Linked DNA regions of Homo sapiens: region 1 is linked to region 2. A link is a contact called in ENCODE Hi-C or POLR2A ChIA-PET data. All regions are on one chromosome and are shown on one strand. The core of a region is the stretch at or near the end of the contact, and the rest is flanking DNA. Distances in the headings are between cores, read along the strand shown. Region 1 overlaps SLFN12L (schlafen family member 12 like). Region 2 has its middle 29 kb from the start of SLFN11.

The links. Hi-C counts contacts between places; a loop is a spot of excess contacts on that map. ChIA-PET counts read pairs that join two places held with the same protein, here RNA polymerase II (POLR2A). Pooled maps may share reads with other maps.
Region 1: a loop to region 2 is called in a pooled map, with 3 times the contacts of the local background. The contact joins two enhancer-like sites. A Hi-C loop is called at or near these places in 1 of 37 single-sample maps with no recorded cell type and 10 of 50 pooled maps. POLR2A ChIA-PET finds 5 or more read pairs at or near these places in 4 of 52 experiments (CD4-positive, alpha-beta T cell, activated CD4-positive, alpha-beta T cell, activated naive CD4-positive, alpha-beta T cell and 1 more).

Annotation. Positions count from the first base shown.
Region 1 is chr17:35,483,664-35,489,639 of GRCh38, reverse strand. The region is part of intron 2 of SLFN12L (schlafen family member 12 like); the gene reads left to right. Among named protein-coding and RNA genes, the nearest start is that of SLFN13, 38 kb to the right of the region's middle. RefSeq lists an enhancer at 2,185-2,464. Within about 2 kb of position 1,764, at least 21 of the 41 ENCODE cell types and tissues checked have a DNase peak (open chromatin) inside an H3K27ac peak, as active enhancers do.
Region 2 is chr17:35,341,450-35,347,772 of GRCh38, reverse strand. It overlaps the pseudogene LOC101060119. Among named protein-coding and RNA genes, the nearest start is that of SLFN11, 29 kb to the left of the region's middle. Within about 2 kb of position 1,257, at least 23 of the 41 ENCODE cell types and tissues checked have a DNase peak (open chromatin) inside an H3K27ac peak, as active enhancers do.

The sequences.
Region 1 (5,976 bases), core at 515-3,014, 140 kb before region 2:
CGAGAGTAAACCTCTGTTGGTCTTAATATAATTTTGGGGGGTATATTGCTGCATTCATTTTACATATATATATGTACATATATATACGGACAGGGTTTCACTCTGTCGCTCAGGCTGGAGTGCAGTAGCCTGATCACGGCTCACTGCAGCCTCAACAGCCCAAGTTCAAGTGATCCTCCCACCATAGCCTCCTTAGTAGCTGGGACCACAAGTGCACTGCCACCACGCCCGGTTATTTTAAAAAATTATTTGTAGAGATGACGTCTCCTTATATTGCCAGGCTAGTCCTGAAGTCCTGGGGTCAAGCGACCTTCCTGTCTCCTCCGCTCAAAGTGCTGGGATAATAGGCGTGAGCCACTGCCACGGTATAGGAACGACGTCGTAATCTTTTTTGCTTACTTCTTGGATGCCTTCTTGGTGGTCTGGGAAAATCCCTGCACTACCATTTTGTAAGTCAGTGACTGAAGAAGAGTTTCCTCACTTCAGTGAAGCTGTTTCCTTAGAGCTGGCGTGAGAATCAGATGAAATGAAGAAAAGCACGGCTATGTACTTTTGTTTTGTTTTGTTTTTGAGGCAAAGTCTCGCTCTGTCGCCTAGGCTGGAGTGCAGTGGCGGGATCTGGGCTCACTGCAACTTCCGCCTCCCCGGTTCAAGAGACTCTATTGCCTCAGCCTCCCGAGTAGCTGGGATTACAGGCGCGTGCCACCACGCCCGGCTAATTTTTGTATTTTTAGTAGAGACGGGATTTCTTCATGTTGGCCAGGCTGGTCTCAAACTCCTGACCTCAGGTGATCCGCCCGCCTCTGCCTCCCAAAGTGCTGGGATTACAGTCCTGAGCCACCGCGCCCGGCCAGCTATATACTTTCAATGCATGTGCTCATTCAGTGTGAAGAAGTACTCTGCCTGTACCTTAAGATTCTAGATGGGACTTCCAACGGCAGGCCCTTAATTGAGTCCGGAGTGGGATGGAGCTAGGGAGAAAGGGCAATTCAGACTGGTGAACTCCTCAGTTAGTGAGTCATTTTGGCCTGTGTGCATTTCAAAAAGTATGGGTTCTCGCAACAGTTCTTAGACGTGTGGGCTGGAGAAACGTGTATTATCGTAATTACCATAACAAGGGCCCCACGAAAGCAACGTGACAGGAGGGCTGTATCCAGTTAGAGGAGCCACTGGACTGTTCGAAGCCAACTAATTGGCCTAGAAGGCCGCAAGATACTTCCTACACCGCAAGGGGTAGTTGTTCAACTCTGTCTCTCTGAGAGCAACCCGCTCCTCGCACCTCCCTCCTCCCCTGTGCATTAGTAGCTGCTCTCCCCCGGTTTCTGGCGTCAACTGCGCTTTCAAGCAAGGGGACAGCAGGGCTGCTCTGGGATACGAGTCAAGCTGGAATGTCACCCCTTTAGGGGTTTGGTCCTTCGTCAATTTTTTTTTGAGACGGAGTCTTGCTCTGTCGCCCAGGCTGGAGCGTAGTGGCACGATCTCGGCTCACTGCAAGCTGCGCCTCCGGGGTTCACGCCATTCTCCTGCCTCAGCCTCCCGAGTAGCTGGGACTACAGGCGCCCGCTACCATGCCCGGCTAATTTTTTTGTATTTTTAGTAGAGACGGGTTTTCACCATGTTAGCCAGGATGGTCTCTATCTCCTAAGCTGGTGATCCACCCTCCTCAGCCTCCCAAAGTGCTGGGATTACAGGCGTGAGTCACCGCGCCCGTCGTTGGATTCGCAGACACACCGTTTCCAAAGGCGCAGAGTCGATAACAGCGCGTGCGGTGCCACCACTTCCGGGGAGTCGAGTGCCCGATAGAAATGCAGCTGAGCGAGGGGCTAGCCGCACACGGACGCGGAGAGCAGGAAAGTGGAAAAGAACTCAGGTCCCCCTACTTGGTGAAGAGTGCGCAGACATGGACCTCGCCAGGTTCGTTCTCTTTTTCTTTAAATAACTTTTTTTTCGCCTTAGAAAATACAAATAGGTACAGACGAAACGAGAACTTCTCCGTGATCCCTCAGAGCTATTCACGTGGGCGTTTAACTTTCAGTTGCTTAAGGGCCCGCGCTGGCACAGCGCCTGCAAGGAATCCTGTTTCCAGGGAATTGCTGGCAGATAAATTCGTCCCGCTCCACTGCCAAACCTTCCAGCCTCCGTTTCTTATTCCGGGGGTCCGGGGGGGGTGGTCCGTGGGCTCCGGGACGAGGTGGGGCGCTGCCAGAGCAACCCCACCGATCTCGGGGAGACCCGAGGCTGCTTTCTCTCCCTTCTGGGAAAGTTGGCTCCTGTCTCTGTAGCAATGTCTGTCAAAACCGCAGGCTGTTGTAGACTTAGCAATGGAGGACTTGAAAGCTGTAGATGACAAAACTTCCGCCCGTGCGTGGGCTGGGGAGCGCCTTAAAAAGCCGCAGGGCGGCCGGGCGCGGTGGCTCAAGCCCGTGAGGTGTTGGTGCAGAGCTGGAGAAGTGGGGAGTGCTGTATGGACAGGCCAGACTTGGCAGGTGTCCATCGGATGGGGGTTGCCCACCCTCCTGGAGTCCTGAGCATTCAGGGAGTTGGGGAATGGGTTATTTAGGTGAAATGTGACCAGGCACTGACGAACTGCGCCCTAGATCCTGAAAGAAAAACCAAGCACCCTCTTGCGCTGCTGGTTTATCATCTAGAAGAGGGAAAGGGTGAAAGCAGTGCTGTTCCGAACTAAATGCAAAGTGGTATCCGAAGACGGCAAATCACGCTCTATGCTTTTTGCTCCCCAGGAGGTAGCTCTTCTGCCTCCTGTCCCACCCTTGTGGGTTGCAGTTCTTACTAACCTGTTGTTCTGGCATAACTCTAAGGAGATATGAATGCCACCCCCATTCCCATTAAAGATAGCCAACAACATAGCCTAAATCATGAGTTCAGGTCTGATAGAATTTCCCCTATAGTCAAAAGTATAAAGGATTTCAGTGGAAACATCTAACCTGTAAACCTAGACCCAAGGTTTAAGGGAGGCCAGTGAGTTTTAGGCCCTAGAGATTTGGTCGGCTCAGTCCTCAGCTCGTTTTTATTTATTTATTTATTTAATTTTAGCATTGTGTTCCAGATGTATGCCTGAAGCCTGAGGTTTTGAACCATGGAAAGTTTTACATGGCTGCAGGTGTTGGACTCGGGTGGCCAGGATCCCAGGCTAGTCCACAAGTGCTCGGTCCTCTATAAGGTGGCTCAACTGCAGCTCCCATGGGTTCCAAGTTTCCCAGTGGTATGCGTACCCTCCTTAAGCAATCTGAGGGTGAGATGTGATTTCTGTCACCTTCTGTGTATGGTGGGTGAGCCAAAAGGGTTCATCCAGGGCAAGGCCTGATACAGACAGTGCAGGAAGTTGGGCTGGGAGGAAAGGGGACAGGACTCCAGTTACAGAGGCTGCAAGAAGAATTGGAGAGCAGGGGCTAATCAAGGAGGTGAAAGAACTTTACGAGGAGAACTATGAAACACTGCTGAAAGAAATCATAGACGACACAAACAAATGCAAAAGCACTCCATGCTCATGTGTTGGAAGAATCAGTATCATTAAAATGTTCACACTCCCCAAAACAATCTACAGATTCAATGCTATTCCTATGAAATTACCAATGTCATTTTTCACAGAATTAGAAAAAATGATTTAAAATTTGTATGCAACCAAAAAAGAGCCTGAATAGCCAAGGCAATCCTAAACAAAAAGAACAAAACAGGATAGGGAGCCTTACACCACATTACTGCATTTCAAGCTATACTTCAAGGCTACAGTAACCAAAACATAGTACTGATACAAAAATAGACACGTAGACCAATGGAACAGAATAAAGACCCCTGAAATAAAGCTTCACACCTACAACCAACTCATCTTTGATAAAGTCCACCAAAATAACCAATGGAGAAAGGACACCCTATTCAATAAATAGCTAACCATATGCAGAAGAATGAAACTGGATCCCTGTCTCTCACCATATACAAAAATTAACTCAAAATTAAGACTGAAATGTAAGACCACGAACTATAAAAGTTCTAGAAGAAAATCTAGGATATACTCTTCTAGACATTGCCCTGGGCAAATAAATTATTATAAAGATCTCAAAAGCAAATGCCACAAAATCAAAGATAGACAAATGGGACTTAACTAAACAGCGTCTGCACAGCAAAAGTCTCAACAGAGTAAACAGACAACCTAGAGAATGGGAGAAAATGTTTGCAAGTCATGCATCCAACAAAAGACTAATATCCAGACTTTATAAAGAACTTAAATGAATCAAGAAAAAAACAAACAACTCCATTTAAAAAATGTGCAAAGGGCATGAACAGAAACTTCTCAAAAGAAAACATGCAAGCTGCTCACAAACATTTAAAAGGTCAACATCACTAATCATCAGAGAGCTGCAAAGCGAAATCACAATGAAATACCATCTCATCTAGTCAAAATGACTATACTAAAAAGTCAAAATATGTAGGAAAAAATTAATGAAAAATAAAGAGTTGGTTTTTTGAAAAGATCAAGATTGACAAACCTTTAGCTAGATTGATGAAAGAAAAAACTCAACTAAAATCAAAAAAGAAAGAAGAGACATTACTATTGATTTTATAGAAATCAAAAGGATTATAAGAGTGTACTGTAAAAAATTGTATGCCAACAAATCAAATAACCTAGATGAAATGGACAAATTCCTAGAAACACATCACCTACCAACACTGAGTCAGGAAAAAACAGAAAATCTGAATAGACCTATGTCTAGTAAGGAGATGGAATCAGTAATCTAAAACCCAACTAAGAAAGGCCATGGACCAGATGACTTCAGTAATAAATTCTACCCGAGTAAATTTTTTTTTTGTGAGCCTCTGTCAATATAAACAATTTGAATAAACCCAAATCAGCATTATCAGCACCATCCTGGCAATCCAATCTGACTTGATCCTGTGAAAGAAATCCTGCTCCAGATAGTGAGAGCAATGCACTTGCCAGGCTATTCTCCTGGAATAGGACCTAGCCATGAGGTCCTAGGACAACCCCACAGCCACAAGTCCCAGGGTTTCTTGGGTGAAGGGCCATTGAGTTTCCCAGATGGAAGGAACAGGGATGCTAGTAGTTCTGTCCAGTCTGGGGCACCCTGCCAGGATGACACTGCTGGTGCTGATTGGTACCTGGCACTGGAAATGGTTTAGATAATTTCAAGGAGGGCATTCCAGAACATGGAACGTGCTTTGAACCCCCTGAGGTTCAGTGTCTAAGGTAGGAACTGAACCAAAGCTTTTCCTTCTGGTGTCTTAAATGATTGGGAGTCCTCGCTTGATTTCCTGCAGTTTGAAAACAACTGCTCTGGCCACTTCACTGCTTTGTTTCTAAATATTTCCCTAGATCTATGGTGAAATTAGTGCCAAGTATAGGTACAAAGTTATGTGGGAGTAGCAGAGAGTGAAGGACAAATATGGGAGTTCTGGGATGGATGATAGAGAGTTTATCAGGTGACAAAGGTGGAGGAAAACATTAGAGTCTCAGAGCACACCTATGCAAAAGCACAGAGTCCCCAAATCACATGGGGAGTGGTGACTACTCTGGTGCACAAGGAGTTGTGTCATTTATTGAACATCTACTCTGGTCCCTGTAAATTGTTAAGTGTTATATGGAATAGACGGTTCTTTTTCCTCTGTATGTCACCACCATGATTTGCATATGAATTCTCTTGATGTAACCCCAATTGTCCAAATGATCTGGGGCCTCAATTTTATTATTGTTTACACATGATCAGAAATTTATAGAGACAAAGGTGGTATCTACAACCTTAGCTGAGTATCTGCGTGATAGTGGTCTAGCAGTGGACAGGAATATTCTGACCCCTTTATAGCCCTTTCCTAGTGTAGTGATTACTACCTATGATGGACTTTACTCTCAACTGTCTCTAGGCCACTTGACAAACCTACAGTCTTTAGGTTTTCGTCTATAGCAAAACAGTGATCCCAATAGATTTTAAAGGAAAAGAGCTA
Region 2 (6,323 bases), core at 8-2,507:
CCAAGTTCATCCATGTTGTTGCAAATGACAGGATTTTCTTCTTTTCTAAGGTTGAAGAGTATTTCATTTTGTGTGGTGTGTATTTGAGAGTGTGTGTATGTGTGTATGTAACACATTTTCTGTATCTGTTCATGCATCAATGGATAGTTTAATTCCACATCTTGGTAATTATTAACAATACTACAATGAACATGGGAGCGTAGATACCTCTTTGACATACTGATTTCACATCTTTTAGATATATACCCAGAAAAGGGTGCTTGCAATTGAAATTTAATTAACCAGAAATGGGATTGCTGGATCATATGATAGTTATTTTATAACCATGGCTGCTGCTTCCAGAAAACATGGTTACTTCCTTGCCTAACTATCCTGCCTCACCAGCAGTATGCATTGGCTTTTCTTTTTTTTTCTTTTTTTTTTGAGACAGGGTCTTGCTCTGTTGCCCAGGCTGGAGTGCGGTCACTACAGCCTGGAAACTCTGGGCTCAAGGGATCCTCCCACCTCAGCCTTCTGAGTAGTTAGGACTACAGGCGCTGGCCACCAAGCCTGGCTAATTTTGTTTCTCTTTTTTGTAGAGAGGAGGTCTCCCTTTGTTGCCCAAGCTGGTCTCAAACTCCTGGGATCATGTGATCTTCGCACCTCAGGCTCCTCAGTAGCTGGTACTACAGGCATGCTCACCATATTTGGCTAAAATTTTTTTTTTTTTTGTAGCTACGGGGTCCCTCAGAATTGTCCACGCTCGTCTTGAACTCCCCTCAAGCGATCCTCTCACCTTGGCCTCCCAAAGTGCTGGGATTACAGGCGTGAGGCACTCCACCCATAGTGGCTTTTGATACCCTCAGAAAACAGCTAATTATGTGTGCCTACGGGGTTATTCCGTTTGTACCATCAGGGTAACATTTTCAGCCGTCCTATTTCTCTGGCAAAACCTTTTGGGCCCTCGGTGACTTTTTGCTGAATGGGTGACCCCCTCCCAGGGCAGGGCCATAAGAATCACTGGAGAGATGAGGGTCTGGGGAGGCGCAGAGAGAAGGCTGAAGGCGGTCTCACTTTCCTGCACCAGGAAAGGGAACGAGGAGCGCTGCACTCTCCCAGTCCTGGAGAGGACAGGAAAACGCTGCCACCGCGGAGACAGACGCCTACAGCGTGGGCTTTAAATCCAGCGTGGGTGTGGGGCAGCGTTGAGGCTCGATCTTCCGCCCTGCCCCTTAGACAGAGAAGGGAAGGAAGTCGAGGTCAGGAGGGGAGGGAGGGGAAAGGGCGGGAGGGAAATCGGAAGAGGGAAGGGCCGGGGAGGGAGGGAAAGAGGCCCGGGAGGATACGCCCGACGCTTCCATTGTAGTGGGGCTTCACTTGCCAAGGTGGAAGTGGTAGCGCCGGTGGTGGTACACTTTTTCGTACTTCTGAAATATTTCATAATTAACATTTGAGGAATTTTTTCTTTTTTGAAACAGGAACTAGCTCTGTCGCCCAGGCTGTAGTGCAGTGGCGCAATCACGGCTCACTGCAGCCTCCAGCTCCTGAGCTAAAGGGATCCTCCTGCCTTAGCTTCCTGAGTAGTTAGCACTACAGATTAGGGCCACCAGGCCTGGTTAATTTAAAAAAAAAAAAAATCCTCCCGCCTCTGCCTCTGCCTGTGAATTTGCTGGGATTGCAGGACTTAACCGCAGTGCCTGACCTAAGGAATCACTCAACCTCATTCCGGCAGGGATGACCACACGTGTTCAGGACATTTCCCTGGTAACTGGACTCGTCTTTAGTTCCCTGGGCTGCTCTCCTCCCGCGGTGACAGCCGTTCCCGGGGTGACCTCACTGCGCGCCCTGGAAAGGGCGAGACCGACCTCAGTACCCGCCTCGGTTTCCTTGCGGAGAATTTAAACCACTTCTGAGGGCCCTGAAGACAGTTCCGCGTCTTTTTTTTTTCTCTGTAAATGAGCTTTCTCCAGCCTATTTCGCAGACCCTGCGAACTTCAGATTCTCCCCTCATCCCGGCGGATCTGGGGATCCTCACTCTGACCAGTTGTTGGTGGGCTTGAAGGCCAGCGTCCCCTGGGGTTGGACCCTGTCTAATCCTCGCCTGCCCGGAAAAGGGGTGGGTGGGCATCAATCTCTGCAGCGCGCGAGCAGCAGGCGGCTGCGGAGGGGCGTGGGTTAGGGAGGTGGGTGCGGGCCTAAGCCTCTGAGCGCAGCACCCACCTCAGGAGGAGCCAAAGAAGATGCCTGCAGCAGGAGTCTCGGGTCCTGCGCCGACAGCATTACCCTGGGGAATTGTCTTGGTCTTTGGATTCTGGAGATGCGAGAAACTAGGACGGAGACCACAGCTGCAGGGAAAAGGCGACCAGTGCACAGAGCCTGTGCTCTATTGCTTTATATATTACTATAAAAATAACTGTATTGAGCTATAATCGATATACATGAAATTGCACTTGTTTAAAGTGTACAAAATGATGGATATCGGCCTATGTAGAATCCCTTGAAATCATCACCGCACTTAAGACAATGAGCCTATGGGGAGGGCTGGGTAAGGAGAGTGAGGCAGGAGAGTGAGGCACCTGCTAGTGCAAAATTGAAGGGGGCACCAAAGAAACACCACCTCTCAGTGACCAAGATAAACAATATTTTAAAATCAAAATTAATGCAAACATTTCTGATGAATAAAATATAAAAATGCTAAATGAAGAGAGGATCCAACTTTGCATTTGCCGGGCCCTGTGTCACTCCTCTCATCCTAGTCACACCTGTTGGGATTACAGGCATGAGCCACCATACCCTGCCCATTCTGGGTTTTAAACTGTACTTTATTTATTACTATTCTCTTTTTTTAAAACTGATCAACCACAAGCATACAAAAGTTCTCTGAATGAATGGAACTGTTTCCACACCTGGGTATTAACAGGCAAATTTTGAAGGTCATTCGATTTGGAATTTTCTTTTCTATAGCACTTCTAATCAGTGTGTGTGACACACACCTCAGAGGTAGGAAAGACTGTTTTTAGTAAATTATCTTCTTAATTGTAGAGAATTCCTGAAAATAAAACTGATGAAATTGTAAATTCTGCCTTGATGAGTTTCCAAAGGACAGATTCATGGTGTCCTATTTGAAGAATTAATCCCCTGGAATGTTCCAGCCTTTGTTGGACACTTGATAACAAGATCCACCAAGGGTTAGGGCAAGTGCACTAAGAAAGCCTTCTGCTACTCTCCGTCTCTTATTCTTTAGACCATCCAGTCTTGCTGGCAGAGAGGTCAGTGATTGCTCTGTTGTACCCACAGGGACATGCAACAGTTGTGGAAGGAGTGATTACATTCTCCTCAGATGACAGCACAGTTCTCTTGTTTTCAGCTTGACACCCAAGAAAGGCATCCATCACCTCAACCCTGCAGATGGCAGTTGTATGGCACTCCGTGTCGCAGCTCTACATGCCCACTGTGTTTCACACCTGGAGAGAGAACATTTTTGTTGCCCTTCCAACTTGCAGCCTGTGCTCCCAGAGTGAGAGGACAAGGCACAGGGCTCCTTGCCATCTTCCACGTTAGCATTGGCAGCTGTGCAGAGCCTATAGTGGAGACTGGATTTTTGTTATTTATTCAATAGTGTTGAGACTAAATTCCAAGTAAGACACAATTATTGGACCACATTAAAAAGAAAAACAGAACAAAACAAAAAACCCACTATAGGGATGCCCAGGTAAGAACTGTATGGTTTTGGGGGTAGTGGGGAAGATAGACACACAAAAAAATACCCCAAAACAAAAAACCACAAACTGTATTTCCCATGCTCCAAAGCAGATAGATATGGCTTGTTCCCAAGGCCTGGCCAATGGAATATTGGAAGGTAATGTGTATAATTTTCATATTGTGCTCGTGAAAAGAGTGTGAATTCTTTTCTGCTGGCTGAAATGTTGACAAGATGCCAGAATCTGGTACAGTCATCTTGGAGCAAAAGATGGTGTGATAAATTGAAATATTGTTTGATAAGGTTGATATCCCTACCCAGAAGTAGATCATATTCTGTGCCCCATTGGTCTCAGGCTTGGCAATGTGACTTGTTATGATCAATGAAGTATAAGCAGGCATAACGTGTGTTACTTCCAAGAAGAACTCTTAAGAGTCATTGAGTGTTTCTGCCATGTTCTTTTTCCCTTCTGGTATAAGATAGGCAATGACCCAGATTTGGCTGCTTTGTCTGGGTCCTGGAATGAAAACAATGAAGAGTAGAGCCAAATGGGATCCACAACAGACATATAGTTTAAGAAAGAAATTAACATTTGTTATTTTTAAACAGTCATGGAAACTTTGGGGATAATTTGTTACCACAGCAAAATCTGGCTAGTTCTGATTTGTACAGAAATTGGTGCTTAGAGTGGGATGCTGCATAACAAAATAATTTAAATTGTGGCTTTGGTTCCAGGGCTGAGTGATGGGCAATGAAGAAAATATTATTGGAGGCTGGGAAAATGTCAACCCCTGTTTTGTAGCAGTGAAAGACTGGACAAAACAGTCACCTTTAATAACTTAGAATGAAGATAATGTATTAAATGAGCCTGTGGATTTGAGTGAAGAAGTAAGGAAACAGATGCTAGTAATATAGTTTGATCGCTACTAGGTAGGGTAATACAAAAGGTGGGAGGAAAAATGTGCTTGGAAAAGCACTAAACTCTTTGCAAGCAGGAAGGGAAGAAAATGGTCTACACATTTTTGGACTTTTAGAATAAGAAGTTGCAAATATTTCTCTTCTTCAACTAATAAAAAATCTGAGAATGTCTTTGGGTAACAAAGACAGAAATTCAAACTCAGTCTTTGGCAAAGAGGCAGTTAATAAGTAGCTATTAAACCTATGGTGGAAACCTCTGAATCAACTAAGATGTCAGCCAATAAATCCTTTCAGACAAAATTGCTCAGAGAAAAGAGCTTGAGTGCATTGCTTTCTGATGAAAGCCTGCTAATTCAAGGTAATATAATTAAATCTAAAGAGAGAAGCACATCTCAAAAATACTGAATTGTATTAGCACACAGAGTTAACTGGGACCGTATAGATTTAGAAAAACAACAAGAAGTTTTTGAGAAAGTTAAATTGCCAAGGAGCCATACCTAGATTTTTAAAATCCAGAAAGCAAAAACTGTGATGCTTTCAGACTAAACACAACCCTTGGACTCCAACATTCTTTGGGCAAGCAGTAGGTTGAGAAAGCTGGTTAGTTCTAAAGGAAGGTACAGTCCCCAGTTCCTGCTTTAAATGTGGTTGAAGAAAATAATAGAAAAGGGAAACTTTCCACTTTAAAAGTGGAAGAAGGGCAACAGAGTGAGACTCCATCTCAAAAAAAAAAAAAAAAAAAAGTGGAAAAAGATAATGACACCCTCTTGAGAGTGAAATCAGGAACCATGGGTTCTATTCAAGAGATACTGAATTCTTAGCCAGAGCAATTAGGCAAGAAAAAGAAATAAAAGGCACCCAAATTGGAAAGGACAAAATAAAATTATCTGTGTTTGCAGATGTCATGATATTATATACGGAAAATATTGTGGGATCTGACCAGCAGCCTGCAATCCAACGGGGCTCTTTCTTTGTTCCCAGGTGGATCGGCAGGTCAAGAAATAAAAGACACATGCGAGATAGTGAAAGCTGGGTCCAGGGGGGTCACCGCCTTCTGGTCTTGTGATGCCACGAATGCACTGGATATAGCAGCATTTATTATTAAGTTTAGTGAGGGTGGGGGTAGGTTAGTGAGGGATTTAGGGTCTTTGATTATGAGGTGAGATGGTCACATGGGGATGAAGTAATTCTTTAACATAACATCTGTATGCAGAAGTGCAGAATACAGAGATAAGAATTTACAATACAGTGTGTGTGTCAGTGATTTTTAACAGAGCCTTAAAACAGAAACACAGTCTATCCATAACCTATGTTTAGCAAGATATTAATCAGCAGTAACAGTTGCAGCAAAAGCTGGTTGCAAACAATTGATGGAAACAGGATGTGAAACTAGACAACCGGTGAGACCACAAATTCTCAGAAGGGAGTATGCCTTAACCCTAAAGAGACCTAGAAGAGCCATGGCAAGATAAGGGCATTTAAAACCCTATTTTATACATATGAATGGCCGCCCCTCATGCGTCCATTTATAGGCTCTCCACAAGGGTCGCATTCCATTCCCAGAGCTGTGAACATCTGCTTTTCTGGGATAAGAATATTGGTGATGTGAAACCTCCCTGACTGCACATCCGTTTATAGGCTCTCTGCAGGAGGAAGCACATCATGTGCTGTTGGCTCATTCAGGCAGCCCAACCTTGCATTGTCTTTACACAATCCTGCATGCAAT